2 separate regions of the Homo sapiens genome follow, and region 2 is linked to region 1. A link is a loop called in an ENCODE intact Hi-C map of the cell type or tissue named here. Cell type or tissue: endothelial cell of umbilical vein. All regions are shown on one strand. Links, peaks and the distances in the headings refer to the core of each region. The heading gives the core; the rest is flanking DNA. Region 1 overlaps MAP3K7CL (MAP3K7 C-terminal like). Region 2 overlaps LINC00189 (long intergenic non-protein coding RNA 189).

Evidence for each region. Hi-C counts contacts between places; a loop is a spot of excess contacts. Peaks named below come from ENCODE experiments on the same cell type or tissue, not always from the same donor. Only the 100,000 strongest peaks of a DNase experiment are listed, where the experiment ranks them.
Region 2: a loop joins it to region 1, with 8 times the contacts of the local background. A loop is called at or near these places in 1 of 110 quality-filtered maps.

The regions. Positions count from the first base shown.
Region 1 is chr21:29,140,468-29,149,518 of GRCh38, reverse strand. It overlaps MAP3K7CL (MAP3K7 C-terminal like), which reads right to left. Exons shown (of 5, transcript NM_001286620.2): 3 at 269-330. Among named protein-coding and RNA genes, the nearest start is that of MAP3K7CL, 14 kb to the right of the region's middle. In endothelial cell of umbilical vein, for the core only: no CTCF peak of the experiment used is centred there; a DNase peak (open chromatin) is centred at 4,068; H3K27ac peaks cover 2,873 bases.
Region 2 is chr21:29,203,331-29,212,381 of GRCh38, reverse strand. The region is part of intron 1 of LINC00189 (long intergenic non-protein coding RNA 189); the gene reads right to left. Among named protein-coding and RNA genes, the nearest start is that of LINC00189, 14 kb to the right of the region's middle. In endothelial cell of umbilical vein, for the core only: no CTCF peak of the experiment used is centred there; a DNase peak (open chromatin) is centred at 3,571; H3K27ac peaks cover 2,826 bases.

The sequences.
Region 1 (9,051 bases), core at 549-8,548:
TTCCCAGGCTCCAGAACCCCTTAAAAATAGGAGCCAGTTTATGCTATAAGCACTTGCTGTCCTGGTGCCATAGCCAGATAACCAGACAGGGGCATTCCATGAGGGCTTCAGCCTGACTTTGGAGCTCTAGAAATGTAATCCTTGATGACTTCAAAGCCCCACATTCTGGGTCCAAGTCAGTCTCCCCTAGTCAGGCCACTCTCTGCCCAGCTCGCTATACTTTATGACACTAAGGAGGAAAGAAGAGAGACTTTAGAAAAATCCTTACCTGTAGCTGCTGGTCTAATTCTGGAAAGACCAAAGGAATGGAGTCTTCAGGGGGTGTATCATCTAAAACAAGGAAATAAAATGATTCTTCACTATGGAGCTCTTTCTTGTAGGAGTCCTTGGACTCCCCCAGAGTTAGACCATCAGTATACACTGTTTCAGTCATTTCATCACTTCAGTTGGGGACAGACAGAATGTAAAGGACAATTTTGCTCATTTTCTGTACACACAGATGCGTGGAGAGCTTAGGTCGCCTGAACAAAATTTTGCAAGCAAATATCAGAATCCTCAAATGTCCAGGCTGGCAGCTCTCCAATTAAGAAGGACTGCTTGTCTTTCAATACTCTTACATTGGCCAAAACCAAAAAATATGATATGAAACAAAATGCTTTAACAAGGTGCTAATGAGGTGGCCAGAAGGACTTTAATGGGACAGGAGAACATGTTAGTGAAAAGTAGAAGCATTCGTTCTGCTCTGAATGACTCCAAGTGCCACAAGCTGTGATGGTATTGCTGTCTGCTCCTACCACAAACCACACTAACAGGCAGTTAACCAGAAACTCATTCTGGGTTACAGTGAGAAGCAGGCAGCAACCCAAATGGGGCGTTTCTTTCCAATACACCAGGCAGCACTCCTACCCTGCAGCAGAATTCACAGCTTTGTTAGGGAGCGCCAGAGCCCAGAGAGTCCCGAAAGACCTCCTAACTCATGCTTACGTTGACTGGTTGGCAATAGGCAGCTGTTGCTGGATGGCAAGATGCAGTTCTAAGAAGCATTTGAGGAAACCTGACCAAAATATGGGTCAAAATATCCAAGTCACCCCCAATCTCTTCAAGAACATAGTGCTGACCGAGCCTTGGTGCTAGAAAGCAGAACTTCCATTATCTCCAGGTACTCTCTGGCTCTAAGGTCCATTGGCCACTCATTTCCAATCCCTACCCTAGTACATACACAGTACACATATATGTACAGTAAAGGTACAGTACAGATACATATACAGTACACATACAGTATACCTACACATACATATATAATAGAGATACAGTACAGGTATATATACAGTACACATATACATACAGTACAGGTACAGTACAGATACATATACAGTACATACATATAAAATACAGACACACATACAGTATACCTACACATACATATATAATAGAGATATAGCACAGATACATATACAGTACACATATACATACAGTACAGGTATAGTACAGATACATATACAGTACATATACATATGCAATACACATACAGTACACATGCACATACACAAACATATATAATATATAATAGAGATACAGTACAGATACATACACAGTACACATACATATACAATACAGATACAGTACACATACACATACATATAATAGAGATACAGTACAGATATACAGTACAGATATATACAGTACAGATACAGTTAGGTTTATACAGTACACATATACAGTACAGATACAGTTAGATATATACAGTACACATACAGATACAGCACAGATACATACATACACAGTACACATACATATACAATACAAATACACATACAGTACACATACACATACATATACAATAGAGACAGTACAGATACATATACAGTACACACATACAGTACAGGTATAGTACAGATACATATACAGTACACATATACATACAGTACAGATACATACACAGTACACATACATATACAATACAGATACAGTACACATATACATATATAATAGAGATACAGTACAGATGCATATACAGTACACATGTATACAGTACAGATACAATAAGATATGTACAGTACACATACAGATACAATACAGATACATATGCAGTACATATACATATACTGTACACATATATATGCAGTACAGTACATATACATATACAGTACATACATACAGTACACATACACAGTGCAGATACATATACAGTGCATATATGTATACAGTACAGATACAGTGCATATACTACATATGCAGTACACTTATACATATAGTACACATACATATACAGTACATATACATATATAGTACCTATACATATATACATTTACAGTACACATATGCATATACAGTACACATACTATGCATATACAGTATGTATGCAAAATATAAGGTGAAAAAATAATTTAAAAACCAAAGCTATTTTAAATTATAATAAAGCAAGAAAAGATAACAGTTTTTATGTTTTCATAGTCATCACCAAATTTCTTGATAAAAACTTGTTGGTGTTCTTTTTGAACTAGAGGAAGTGACATGGGCCACATACAATGTGGAAACAAGTATCCTCTCCCAATGTGCTGATAGTACAGTCCAGAATAAAATGCAGTACACAAGGCATTTCTGGCATCTAAGGCATTGAAAGCATCGAAGATAATCACCAAAAAGATAATTTAAACAAGCATGGTATTCACTTTGACCAAACCCCTCAAGGGTCATATCACTTAATAGTCTCTGGTATATTTTAGTCAAGAGTAGTATAACAATACTTCCATTTAAAAGTAGTTTAAAATAATGACAATGCATCACCAAATTTGAATCTGTTTTGTATCTGCTCCTATGCTAGACAATGGGTGTCCTCAGATTCAGTGATATCACTTAACTTTAGCTCACAGAACAAGTAAAAACTGAGAAATTTCCCAAGCCCCTTGCTGCAGGTTAGAGGACAGTCTTCAGAGGAACTGAGATTCAGTCCCAAGGCCCTTTGAATGCTCTACTTAGACCAGAAGTGACAAATTCTGCCAATTACTGTGCCTTGTTAAATCCACCCCAATGTTTGCAAAGAATTGGACAAAAGGCAAAAATAATACACTTGTCACCACTGAACCTTTAGAGGTAGGCTTCATTATAAAACCTATGCTTTGTGAAACTGATTTTGTTCTTAAGTGCGTTTACATTCACTGCAGTACAAGTTTAATAACCTAGACATCACGACCATTTTAGCTCATTGGGTCCAAGGCCAGAATGATTTGGCAAAGGTAAATGGGAACACACTGTACTTGTGCATCCCAACCCTAATAATCATAGACAAGCAGGCACTTGTTGGAAGGAGAAACCACTCTGTAAAGTATGAGAGCAGCTGAGACATTCTAGAATTCTAGAAGACAGCCAGGAATGAATCTTAAGGCTTCCTGAGACTTAATCCACCTTGCCCCCTGTGAAGTCACACTCCTTCCTGCTTAATTATTAAAAAAAAAAAAGTTATCCATTTACTTTACTACAGTAATGTAAATAGCAAACACCTGGTATCAACAGACTTAATGAGGCCCGTTGTGGAAATCGACGTCCTTATTTATAGTCACGCCATGTCACCTCACACATATGTGACCATACTGATAAACTTACAGATAAATAAAGTAGCTTCAAATTGGACTCCTTGAGTTGAAATAAAAGTCTAATTGATTAACGTAGAAATCAACATACAATAGATGTTTTAGAGAGTCAAGCAAAATAAAAAGTAAGACTTTTGTTAAAGAATGGATCAAGTTGGATTAACCCAAGCAGGAAATAGCAGCGGAAACAAGAAAACCAAAGACAGATGTATGAAGCCTACCAAGTCTGAAAGCCAGGCCTGTATTTCACTGTTTGATGCCATCTGGTTTAGCTGGCATCCCTACCAGCCAGAAGTTTCAGGGCTTGCGAAGCTGCTTACAAAGCTGCCCCAAGTTGATGTGTGGTGTGTTTACTTTTAAACAGTGGCTGCCTTCTTTGACTGGTTTTAAAAATAGGCAAATATTCTAAAAGCAGGATGATGAATCACTGGATTGGGCCAAAAGGAAAGAAGGAAAATGACTCATGCTGACTTGTAGCACAGCTGTTCCAAAAACATTTGGCTGAATCGTTGTAAAACATTTTGACAGTGATACCGGATCGGAGTTCCTGACAGCAGTTAAGTTTGTTTTGACAATTCCAGAAGCATAAAGTAGACTGTACAGTAGCTGTACAAGAGACCCTCTAGCAAATTTAGCTTTTTTGAAAAAAAAAATAGTTGCTTGATATGTTTATAATGGGACAAAATCACAGCACAAGTACATTTTTATTAAAATTTACCAATTATTTATTGTGCAAGACAGGGACTCAGACTTACGCAAATTGGCAAATCACTTTATCATATTTTTAATGCATTAAGGAAGTAATTTGAAGGCTTCTTCTTCAAAATGGCACTGTAGACTTACTAGACCAAGCAAAATGTATCCTAAGAAATTTTTTAAAGGATGAAATATAAAGGAAAGAAGAGGAAAATTTTTTATATAAACAGATGTTCACTGCCTGTTTGGCAAATACAATGTGACTAAGCCAACGTCCTTAAGCTAGAACTTTCTTACTGACAGCCCAACCATTATGATGTACCATAGTACATTTGATGATGGGCTCTTTTCAACATCTATTGAGCAGCTGTTGGGTTGGTTTCAGGATTATTTTGTTTGTAGATTCCCTTCAATTGTCTTCTCTGTGTTTCTCCATAACTTGAATAAATAGGACACATTGGGTCTGTAATCCAAATCCTCCCTGTTATTTAGCAATGATAGCTAGCAATCAGTTAACAGAGAATATTGAAGCTGGAAAGGACTAGGCAACCATCTGGTCCAGCCCCCTCAGAGTAGAGCTAAAGACAAGGACCCCAAAAAGGGAAAGAAGCCACCCAAGACTCCACGATTCGTGGCCATGTAAGACTAAGGGGTGTCCCCCAGCCCTGGGCTCTTTCCACCATACCACTCCGCTCTTCTTCACTTACTAGTCCATAGGTTCTCAGACTCGTATTTCATGAACCAGTAAAATTTTCCCTAAAATATTCTGGCTGGGCACAGTGACTCATACTTGTAATCCTAGCACTTTGGGAGGCCCAGGCAGGAGGATCACTTGAGGTCAGGAGTTCGAGACCAGCCTGGCCAACATGGTGAAAACCTGTCTCCACTAAAAATACAAAAATCAGCCTGGCTTGGTGGCACATGCCTGTTGTCCCTGCTACTCGGGAGGCTGAGACAGAAGAATCGCTTGAACCCAGGAGGCTGCAGTGAGAACTGGAGGTTGCAGTGAGCCAAGATCAAGCCCCTGCTTGCACTCCAGCCTGGGCAACAGAGCTAGACTCCGTCTCAAAAAAAAAAAAAAATTCCCTAAAACATGGGGAATTATGTCTTAAGAGCATCCAACTTTTTATTTAGCTAGTGAAGATGATTCAAAAATGACCACCGGATATCATTAGTATCCCTTTAGGACAGAGAGAACATTTCAACACCAAAATCATAAGGCAATCATAGAGTAAAGGAGTGGCCATTATATTACATACATTTAGCTTTACAGATAAAAATAAGCATATACCCAAAACACCTCACTGTCGTACCCTTCTTTCTTTCTTTATATCAGAGGGGTGAAAACTTCATCAAAGCCAGACCAGGTTTTGAGAACCACTGTTCTAAACAGCATCTTCACTGGGTTTTACAATCAATCATCTCCCCCTCCCACTGTGCTCCCCATCGTAGACATAACTGGGATGTAAGTTGAGACGCCCTAAATCCTTGTTAAAAAGTGTTTAGGTTGGGCCACGCGGGGTAGCTCACACCTGTAATACCAGCACTTTGGGAGGCCGAGGTGGGCGGATCACCTGAGGTCGGGAGTTCGAGACCAGACTGACCAATATGGAGAAACCCAGTCTCTACCAAAAATACAAAAATTAGCCAGGCGTGGTGGCACATGCCTGTAATCCCAGCTACTCAGGAGGCTGAGGCAGGAGAATTGCTTGAACCCAGAAGGCGGAGGTTGCAGTGAGCCGAGATTGCGCAACTGTACTCCAGCCTGGGCAACAAGAGTGAAACTCCGCCTCAAAAAAAAAAGAAAAAAAAAGTGTTTAGGTTTCCACACAGAGAAGACCTCAGGAGAGGGAAAGCCATGCCCAGAGGACATTCCCAAGCCCACTCCACTCCCCAAGCAGAACACAAGAGGCAGCCTTGCCCAGGATCCACTGAATTTGTTGACATTTCCTGCAGTTACAGCTGGCTTCATGGGCATTGGACCTATGTGATCACACAGAGCCCGCCCTCCAGACGGGCCCCACGCTTAATTTAATGCTATAGTGTCTTGAATTTCTTAAAAATTTTTGAATGAGGAACCCTGCATTTTCATTTTGCACCATGTCCTGCAAATTATGAAGTTGATTCTACCTGCAGTATGACCTCTGAGTGCTGGTGTCCTGTAAATTGTCCTGCAGGTCACCAGGGACAAACTGACACTTACAAGGCAAGTGAATCTGAGTAGTGGCTTAAGTGTTGAGGCTCATACAGAAACTTTCCTAGGAACTGTTTGCCTATGAAGGCTCCTAACCACTAAGAACACAGCGGGTCAGTACAACGTTCAGTAGGACACAGACTTGCATTTGAATCTCGGGTTGGCCACTTTTTAATTGGTGAATGTGAACAACTGGCATAATCTTCTTGAGACTCAGTTTCCTCCTCTGCAAAATGGGAAGGGTATTACCTGTCTCTGAAAATTTGTATTGATAAAGCAATGTATATGTCAATCACTGGCCTAAAGCCCAGCACCTAGGAAATAACCAGTAATAACAATGAATGCTTAATATAATTAAGTTCATTTTTCATTCTTTTTCACTATAAAGCCAACCAAAGGAGTAATGTGGAGACAGGGGAGCTGTGTGTGTATATATGTGAGTAGTGGCACTTTTTCCTCTAACCCATGTCTATTCTATCAAGCTAAACTTCTGAGGTGGGGAATTATTCTTCATCATCTGAATAATACAAAGGCAAAACACAGGGTTAAGGTCAATGACTCTAATTACTGAGTTCTGCCTCTGCCACTTAAGGGAGATTTCCCTGATGCAGCCATAACCTCAGGTCTTGTGGATTTACTCTCTTCATTTAAATCTGAATTTAAGAATCTTCTGTCCAGGCGCAGTGGCTCATGCCTGTAATTCCAGCACTTTAGGAGGCTGAGGTGAGAGGATTGCTTCAGTTCAAGAGTTTGAGACAAGCCTAGGTAACATGGCAAAACCCCATACCTACAAAAAATACAAAACAATTAGCCGGGCATGGTGGCGCACACCTGACGTCCCAGCTACTTGGGAGGCTGGGGCAGGAGGATCACTTGAGAATGGGAGGTTGAGGATGCAGTGAGCAGAGATCATGCTACTGCACTCCAGTCTGAGTGGCAGAGTGAGACCTTGTCTCAAAAACAAAATTTACTTCCAAACACTTTTTATATGAAAGATAGTAAAAAAAAAAAAAATTAACTTACGCATAAAAGGTCTTTGAGTACTGTCATTTTAAATCTAAATTTAAATTAATATTTTATTTTTAGGAATAAAATATGTGATAAAAAGTAGCCAATGCACATTCCCAATATATCAAAAAAAATTAATTGCTAGATACCCAAGTCCTTGTTAGAGTATAACATAGTTTTAAGACACAACAAAAGCTTTTTAAAACTTTGCTTCCTGCTTATTAAACACTAGAGATGTGAATTATTTAATATACATTGGATTTTCAGGGCCCATAAGATTACAAGTATAGCTATAGAGATGGATGTGGATATTAACACAGATATGGATAAAGATAGAGATTTGGGATGACAAAGCAGGTTTTCAATACTTTGTAAATTAATAAACATGATGTTATCTTAACCAGTACCTAAAATTGTCAGGCTAACAAGATCATGCATCAATAGACTGGTTTTGCTATGCAAAAAAGAGACTTGATTCAGTTAAGGACAATTTCTCTCTTTTTTTTTTTTTTCTTTTTGAGATGGAGTCTCGCTGTGTCACCCAGGCTGGAGTGCAGTGACTCAATCTCGGCTCTCTGCAACCTCTGCCTCCCAGGTTCAAGCGATTCTCCTGCCTCAGCCTCCTGAGTAGCTGGGACTACAGGCACCTGCCACCACACCTGGCTAATTTTTTGTATTTTTAGTAGAGACAGGTTTCACCACGTTAGCCAGGATAGTCTCCATCTCCTGACCTCATGATCCCCCACCTCTGCCTCCCAAAGCGCTGGGATTACAGGCGTGAGCCACTGTGCCCAGCCAAGGACAAATTTTATGTTTCTTGGAAACACCTATTCACTATTATTGTAGCTATCATTTTGTGAGTGTCTATTTATCCTGTTGTTAGAATATTTTGACTGACTTAGGTTATAACATACTCACTGTCCAAAAAACACCTGCCTCAAGAAGAACTTATTGGGGCTGGGGCAGTGGCTTATGCCCATAATCTCAGCACTTTGGGAGGCTGACGTGAGTGGATTGCTTGAGCCCAGGAGTCCAAGCCCAGCCTGAGCAACATAGTGAGATGCCATCTCTACAAAAAATAAACAAGAAACCGAGTATCATGGTACATGCCTGTAGTCCTAGCTACTTGGGAGGCTGAGGTGGGAGGATAGTTTGAGCCCAGGAGGTTGAGGCTCTAGTGAGCCAAGATTGCACCACTGCACTCCAGCCTGGGTGACACAGTGAGATCCTGTCTAAATAAAGAAATAAATGAGCAAACAAGAGCCTATTGGAAGTATATTTATCCTTCAGCACACCACCAAATAAAATTTACCCCTTCTTTTCTTCTTTCCTACCACAACATACCAGAAGTAACCTTCCTCCATCAACCCCATGGCCTTTGGGAAGCTATTTGTTGTCGGGAAGCTATTTGTTGTCAAGAAGCTTTGAGCTTTCTCTTATAACATGAACTCTGCCTCTAAATGGGCAATGAAGTAACAGTCCTGAGGACCGGGCTTTGAACCCTCCTTCTATGTATTAGTTGCATGATTTGAAGCAAGTCACTTCGCCTCACTTAGCAAACAT
Region 2 (9,051 bases), core at 324-8,323, 63 kb before region 1:
AAGCGGCCTACACCTTCATACCCTGTCTGAGGCCAGGTGCTGAGTGCTCTATGGGTTAAATGGAGACTATGGAAGGTAACCGTCTTGGGAACACTTGAAAGGGCCATATAGAAGGCATCTGCCTGGCAGGGCAAAGCAACCCCTAAAGGAGAGGCTATGGGATCTGATCAGATGAGGTTGCTAAGCAAGGCTCATAAGCAGTCATCTGATCACATGGCTTACTTCACAACCAAGTCTTTCATACTCAAAGCCAGAGAACAAGGTAGTGAGAGGACCCTTTGGGCATTTTCAGAAACTACTTCATGAGAGAAAGTGTGGAGGGTGCATTTGGGCATCTGCCTCCCAGAGGGCTGGAAACAGCCAGTTGTAACAGTGCCAGCCAACTAAGACTGTGCTATGCCTCTAGTCTTCCCACTCTCCTGCATTCTACCCTAGAGGCGTGAGGAACCGTGGATGAGAGAAAAGGTGGTCAGGAGGACCAGAGAAGCTGACCGCAACACCCCTTCCCCACTGTAGGCTTCCAGGACCCAGGCACCTGAGCTGTGGGGGGATGGGAGAAGGTTTAAATTGGACAAGTGATTGAAAGTTTGATGTTACCCTAGGTTGGACTTTTTGTTTCCAATTTTTTAAATTGTGTTAAAATACATATAACTAAAATTTACTGTCTTAGTCATTTTTAAGTATATGTTCAGTGGTATTAAATACATTTATAATGTTGTACAACCATTATCACCATCGATCTCCATAACTCTTCAGTAAAACTAAAATTCTGTACACATAAACCACTAACTCTCCACTTTCCTCTCCCCCTTGCCCTTGGGAAACACCATTCTACTGTCTCTATCAATTTGCCTACCCTAAGTGCCTCATATAAGTAGAATCAAACAATATTTGTCTTTTTATGACTGGTTTATTTCATTTAACATAATATCCTCAAGTTCATCCATGTTGTAGCATATTTCAGAATTTCTTTCCTTTTTAAGGCTGAGTAATATTCCTTGTATGTATTTACCACATTTTGCCTGTCTAGCCATCAATCAATAGATAATTGTGTTGCTTCTACATATTAGCTATTGTGAATATAATGCTGCTATAATCATGGGTGCACCACTTTCATTTCTTTGGGTATATACTCAGAAGCATAATTACTGGATCATATGGTAATTCTATTTTTTAATTTTTCGAGGATCCACCACCATACCATTTTCCACAACAGTGTACCATTTTGCATTCCTACCAATAGTGTACAAGCGTTCCAATTTCTCTACATCCTCACCAACACTTGTGATTTTCTGTGTTGTTTTAAATAGTAGCCATCCCAATGAGTGTCAAGCGGGATCTCCTTTTAGTTTTGATTTGTATCTCTCCAGTGACTGTTAATGTTGAACATCTTTTCACATGCTTATTGATCATTTATACACCTTCTTTGAAGAAATGCCTATTCAAGTTCTTTGCCCATTTGAATCAGGTCATTTGTTGTTGTTCAGTTTTAGGAGTTCTCTATATATTCTGGATACTAATCAACCCCTTCTGTGAGTTGCAAATGTTTTCTCCCATTCTGTGGGTTGTCTTTTTAGCCAGCTGATATTTTCTTTGATGTCCAATTTTAAAATTTTTCATGAAGCCCAATTTGTTTATTTCTTCTTTTATGGCCTTTGCCTTTGGTATAACAGCCACCAAAAGATTGTTTTCAAATCCAATGTTGTGAAGCTTTTGCCCTGTGTTTTTTCTAAGATTTATATAATTTTAGGTTTTACAAATGGATCTTTGATATACCTTGAGTTAATTTTTATATATGATGTTAGGTAAAGATCCAACTTCATTATTTTACATGTGAATATTGTTTTCCCATGGGCTGGACTTTTTAATACCTGAAAATGGGATCTTTAAGACAAATTTATCCATAGACAGGAAAGAGAAATCTGAGAGGGGGTTTGAAAGAACAAGGCTGACTTCTACTTGGCCTCCTATGTCCAGCCCATTCAAAGAATTGGTTCTATAACCAAAGCACAATTATCAGGTAATGAAACTGGTTTCCTGTGTGGTATATAAACCAACCCTGAAGGAAATACTCCAAGAAAAAAACAGTTTTAAGAAACTCCATTAGCAAGACATTTAAAAATAAAGAAAGAGCTCAAAGGGAGCATTTTGGAGGCTATCACATGTACTAGTTCATTATCTAAAGGCTTTGCCAGTGGTATGATGACAGGTGGGCAGTGTGTGCCTCAAAAAAATGGGTCACCTTATTTAGACTAATCTCAGATTTTAAACATCAGAAAAGGACAAAATATTTAATCTTTATCACAAAATAAATCAAAGGGCTCAGTAAAGTCATTTAAAAAGAACATAAATCACAATAGAAGAAAACAGAAGATCCAGACATATGGCACCAGCAATGATTTTACCTCCTTCCCTGTGTTCATAATTTCCTCCACCTTTTTTCTATATACAAGCCTGCCTCACAGACCACATGTGTGAGGATATTTTGGACTTTATATCAAGCATTTCTATGACTCATATAACATCATCTAATGGACCACTTATGTCATTATTTCCAAGAAAATAATCTTTAAGGAATGGCACTAAAAATTTGTTCTCATCTAAGGTATTAAAGGTTTTTTTCTATATACATAAACTAGAAAATAGTATTAAGACATAAAAATAATGCTTTAAATTATATGTTAACACCATAAAGAAAATATTCCTAGGGTTGCATTATCCAACCCTGTAGCCACTGGCCACATGCAGCTATTTAAACTTAAATTTTAATTAATTAAAGTTTTAAAAAATTAAATATTCATTTAGTAATGGCCACCACATTGGACAGCATATACACAGAAAATGTTTATCATTATAGAAAGTTTTTTTTTTTTTTTTTTTAGAGACAGAGTCTCACTCTGTTGCCCAGGCTGGAGTGCAGTTTCATAATCTCAGCTCACTGCAATCTCTACCTCCCAAGTTCAACTGATTCCCCTGCTTCAGCCTCCCAAATAGTTAGAAATACAGGGATGCACCACCAACCCCAGCTAATTTTTGTATTTTTAGTAGAGATGGGGTTTCCCATGTTGGCCAGGCTGGTCTTGAACTCCTGACCTCAGGTGATCCACCCACCTTGGCCTCCCAAAGTGCTGGGATTACAAGCATGAGCCACCACACCTGGCCTATTACAGAAAGTTGTTTTGGACAACACTGTTCTAGAGTTTCAGAGCCAATCACTTTGGAAAATTTAAAAAACTAGTGTTTTCTGTGCATGACTAGGTTCTTAATATCTTAATGCTCAAGCAATTTGAGCTTTTGTAAAGTAAGAAGATACGTGATGTCACAGGCTTGTAAAGGCAGAATATTATTCCTCAATTTAGAGACAGGCTGAGTTCCCTTGATACTTTATTTTTAAATTGCTGTATTAAGGCCAAGAGACAGGCAAAAATTCAAAGTTGCAAAACTTCTTCCTAGAAGCCTGAATGCCCTTCAGATTGCTTGCAAACCATGAAAATTCAGCACTGAGGGATTTAAAATGTTGAGTAGTGATCTCATGCACTTAGCTTTTTCACAGAAGTTTTCATGGTTTCTCGAATAAACACATAATGCACTTCTTTGTGTCACATTTTTTCCCATATTTGTCATTTTCACTTCCCTTTTACATGATTCATCTTTTAATGTATTAAGGTTACATTATTTACTGGCATGCATGGATATTTGTGAGAGTACTGAAGAAGGGAAAACTTACGGGAACTTTTTTTAAATTCTGTTATCTAGAAACTCATTCTTTACTTGGAACAAGGAAAATTAGGAGTTTTGAATCGTTGACATTTTACTATTCAGCTTCCTTTCCCCACCAAAGAACAAGCTGAATAAATCTTTGTCAGAATTTAAATTTGTCTTTAACTGCTTCCTCCGGAAACATGCAGAGTATTAGATCATCAAAAATTACATTCATTTGTCTAATGAAAGCATGTCCAAATCTCAGAAGCTTTATCTAATGTCTAACCAGAATATGTGATTTCATCTGCCTACAGTGGAAAAATCTATATGTAGCCTAAAAATTCTCATTATGATATTCTTAAAACTTTATCATAGGGAGACTGGAAGGAGCAAGTACAGTCTCTTTACAAGCAATGTGGCTACCAATCCCCAGCAACACCTCAACCCCATCCTGGAGCAGTGGCGCCGTTAAGGAAGCGTCTTTGCTAGAGAAATCTATACATGGGCTTTTTGGTGCTTATGGTAGCTCTCACTATATGGTTCTGACAGTCTGACTTCTGAAACTATTGTGTGTCTACAGCCATACCACTCTGCACGTGCCCGATCTCATCCGAAATTAAACTATTATGATAATGAATGTTATTTTTTGTATAGGCAGAACTTAGATTTTTAACTCTTAGCAACCTTTATTAAATGGAAAGGGATTGTTAACACACCCAGCCCCGTACCTTGTCCCTTCCTATAACTAAAGAAAGACCTAGAGAGACTGACTTTGGAAAACTAATTGACAGTTGCTATGTTTTGAATGTCCCCACAAAAACTCATGTTGACATTTAATTGCCATTGTAAGGGTATTGGAAGGTGGAACCTTTATTTAAGAAGTTAACACTATAAAGAAAATATAAGGGCTCTGCCCTCGTGAATGGATTAATGCCAGTATATTGGAAGTAGGTTAATTATCACAAGAGTGGGCTTCTGATAAAAACCTAAGTTCGGCCCCTATTTCTGTCTCTGTCTCATGGGCTCAATCCCACCTTCCACCCTTTCACCATGGGATGCCACTCACCAGATGCCAGTGCCATTTGGACTTCCTAACCTCCAGAACCATGATCTAAATAAACCTTTCTTTATAAATCATCCATTCTGTTATAGCAGCAGAAAACAGATGAAAACAAGTGTTGAACAATTTACGGAATTTTTAAAATTTTGTAAAGTTTACTGTGGTCTTCTGAGAAATTTCCTAGGTCCAGGCATACTATTGGCATTCAAAAAAACCACATATAATATTAGAATTCAGGGAGGGAAAAGAGGAACAAAATTTTGATGGAAGTGAATGGTAAAGATTATGAATTTCCAGGAAGAGAAGTATTGCAAAGAATTCCAGATGGGGCAGGCACCGAAATGAGGTAGAAGAAATGAACCTAAGATATGTCAGGAAGAGGAAGAGTACAAAAGGCTGTAATCAACGCTTTTCAGACTTTAACATGCCTAGGAATCACATTTTGCTACAATGCAGCCTTAGATGAAATAAATCTGGATTAGGGCCTGAGACTCTGCATTTCTAGCAGGCACTCAGGTGATTCCAATGCTCTGCTTTCATAGGCCACATTTTGAGTAACAAAGCTGCAGTCAACTCAGTTACCATAATCACGAATAACTCACATTTATATTGATCCTTTGTTGCACAGGACGGTCTCTCACATAATTTACCTCTTTCGATCATTAGATGAATAAAACAGGATTCTGTGAATATCCAGTCTTATTTTATCTCTGTTATGGAAACACAGGGAGGCTCTGAGGACTCAGCATTGCACCACACTCCTGGATTTTTAAGAAACTCTCCTTTTAACAAGTTCTAACGATCATCTCAAATATTCTACACATCCTTTCCCAAACTGGATGTGATTAGATATGCCAGTGGTAAAAATGTTTCATGCTCAAATAAGTTTGAAAACGTGAGTTACACACAGTTAGATGTTTCTTTACTATAAGACTCTCAGAGTGTTCGATACGAATGTACATCAGAAGTCTTTGAGAGATTTGACCACAGACACAATGCTTTCTTTGTAGTAAACCTATTAACACCTGCTGGAGAAACTTCCCTACATTGTGAACAGTGAGGTTTTGACTACTAGTTCTGAGGTCTCATTGTTCTTAACTTCATAGATATTACTTTGACCAATGTAATCAGTGACCTATGCTTAAATATAAGTCATTGCTAAGAGAGTTTTCAAAGCTGGCCAGGGCATCCACTTAGAAACAATGATCACCTTTGCACGAGTTGATTAGATGGGGTTGAGCAGAGAACAGCTACTGTAGAAAACGCTGGAAAGAGCATCATGCTGAGAATGTACAAAGGACACATCATACAATTAGGATACTGAAAACCATCATTTTAAATGGTGCACCATAGCTGTAAACCGTAAGGAAATGATAGTGGCAAACAGGACCAGTCTACTGTGTACCAAACAAACAGAATAGCTCATCATAAGTAAGCAGAGAAGTGCCCAACCCAAGGACTGAGGTTTATACAAAAGTTTTCCAAGCACAGCCCATAGTGTCCTGTAATCACTGCCTTTGTGAGTGAAGAGAAAGACCAAAAACTTTCCAGCACAAGACTTCGGAAGTCTGACCTCACCCTTCCCCACTATGATAACTAGGAGAGAAGTTTCTAACTATATAAAATATATGAAACTCAAAGCTACAAAAAATACCTCTCTGACCTTTCTTTGGACTGGTTATGTTAAAATAAATTGTGAATTGAGGTTTTGCCTACAACAAATGGACATAGAGCAATGATAAGCTACTCTCTATAATGAATTCTGAGTAAGAAGAAATGAACTCTTTTTATTCTTTTTTTTCTTTTTTTTTTTTCGAGACGGAGTCTCACTCTTTCACCCAGGCTGGAGTGCAAGTGGTGCGATCTCGGCTCACTGCAAGCTCCGCCACCCGGGTTCACACCATTCTCCTGCCTCAGCCTCCGGAGTAGCTGGGACTACAGGCGCCCGCCACCACGCCCGGCTAACTTTTTGTATTTTTAGTAGAGGCGGGGTTTCACCGTGTTAGCCAGGATGGTCTCAATCTCCTGACCTCATGATCCACCCACCTCGGCCTCCCAAAGTGCTGGGATTACAGGCGTGAGCCACCGTGCCCGGCCGAACTCCTTTTTTTATATAAAAAATAAAAAGAGCTTTAACCAAACTGACTTTTTCCTTTTACACACAGAAATAATTGATGCTTTCAAAGTTTAGGAGAAAATTCTAAATATGCTGTCATGATAGCTAATGGAGTTTCCTTGATATCTGTATTAGTCTATTCTCACGCTGCTAATAAAGATGTACATGACACTGGGTAATTTATAAAGGAAAGAGGCTTAATTGACTCACAGTTCCACATGGCTAGGAAGGCCTCACAATCATGGTGGAAGGCCTGTGAAGAGCAAAGTCACATCTTACACGGCGACAGGCAAGACACTGTGTGCAGGGGAACTCCCATTTATAAAACCATCAGATCTCGTGAGACTTATTCACTACCACAAGTACAGTAGGAGGGAAACTGACCCTATGATTCAATTATCTCCACCTGGCACCCGGCAGGGGTTATTACAATTCAAGGTGAGATTTGAATGGGAACACAGCCAAACTATATCATATCAATATCAAATTTCCATCTCATAGAAAATTGATATACAATGGTTCTCAAAATTCAGCTGCATCAAAATCACCTAGAGAGCTTGCTGAGATCTACACTGGAGTTTCCAATTCAGTAAAACTGGGATGGGGCCTAAGGATCTGCATTTCTAACAAGTTCTCAGGTGATACTGATGCTGCAGTTCTGGGGGCCACATTTGAATACAGCTGGAATGGGATGAGCCTTAGCAATCAGCTGATCCATATCTTTACCTTACAGATGAGGAAGCGGGGCATAGAGAAGAATTTATCACTGAAGGCGAGGCCAGCAACAGCTACCTTGAACACCCCTGCACTCTGCTCTGTCCTTTTCCACTGTTTTAGTCACATGTCCAGGGTCTCAAAATGTTATACTGCTTTTCCCTACACTCTCTTCTCCATTCCCTTATCAGGAAAAACTACAAAAACTTTATTGTGGGGAAAAAAGATTACCAGGACTCTGTCTGTCTATCCTTCTAGTGTATCTTTGCCTTGTACTCCCTTTCAGCTGCTTCACTACTCTCAATATTGTCAAAAACTAATAACACAAATGATGCTTGCCTGAAGAAATGAAAGTGAATTGGGCCCTGTGAAATACAATTGATTATTGGGCTGTAGGTATTAACCCAATATGCCTGTAAAATGATTTCAGCATTCTCAATTCCCTCTGTGTGTATGTGTATTTAATTCTCTTTTGAATGTATAGTATCTTAATATGCTCCACAATAAATACAGAGTTAAATAAAGTCTTTGGCGTGTGTTCATTTACTATTTTTATAATTTTTGTGTCATGGTTTATGTTTTTTAAAAAAACTTACCTTTTAACATGCTAAAAAAGACAGTACTTCTTGAATGGTAGAATAAAGACCATCAAAAATCTGCTCATCCATAAAAGCAATGAGATCAGTGGCAAAAATTGTCAAAATTAACTTTTTCAGAACTCTGGAAATTAACTAAAAGATTGCAAAATGTCAAGGACTGTTTAGTCAGGAAAAAATGGCTGAATCTTGGTAAGACCAGTGAGCTATTTTGTGGCATTTTAACTTGACCTAATCCCTCTCCCCCACCCCAATGCCATGGTAACATTGAAAACCAACAGCCTCGCAACTACGGTAGCTATGAAAACCAGCAGCCTGGCAGCCACTGGAGAGGGTCAAATGGATATGGATATAAAACTTCCCCCAAATCTCATAATTGTTAAGACTTGACCTGTGTGGCAGTTCACTGAAAATATCCGTTCTCAGGGCTTTTCTGTATTTGACCTAACCCAGAATTTGCTCTGTGCCAACAGCCCTATTCCTAGGACATTTGTTTAAAAAAAAAAATAGGTGGCAATTATTTCACATTGCAGCTGCCTGAGACAATGTTACTGGTTGGAGCTAACAGGAAACCGACCAAAACACAACCACCAAGGAATTAAGATGTCCATAAGAGACTTTGGAAAGCAAACACATATTCCTGCAAATACAGAAGGTCATTCACATGTGCAGGGCTGTGTACCTGCACAGGAAAGACCTGAGAAGATCCTAATTCCTCACCTCTGGCTTACCTTAAGATTACATACAAGCAGGAAGAAAGTTTAAGGCAAAATTGTAAACTGCCTGTAGGAATATTAAAGATATACCCCAACCCACACATATATCCCATCACCCAAAACTGGGAAACTTATTGGTTCAAGGAA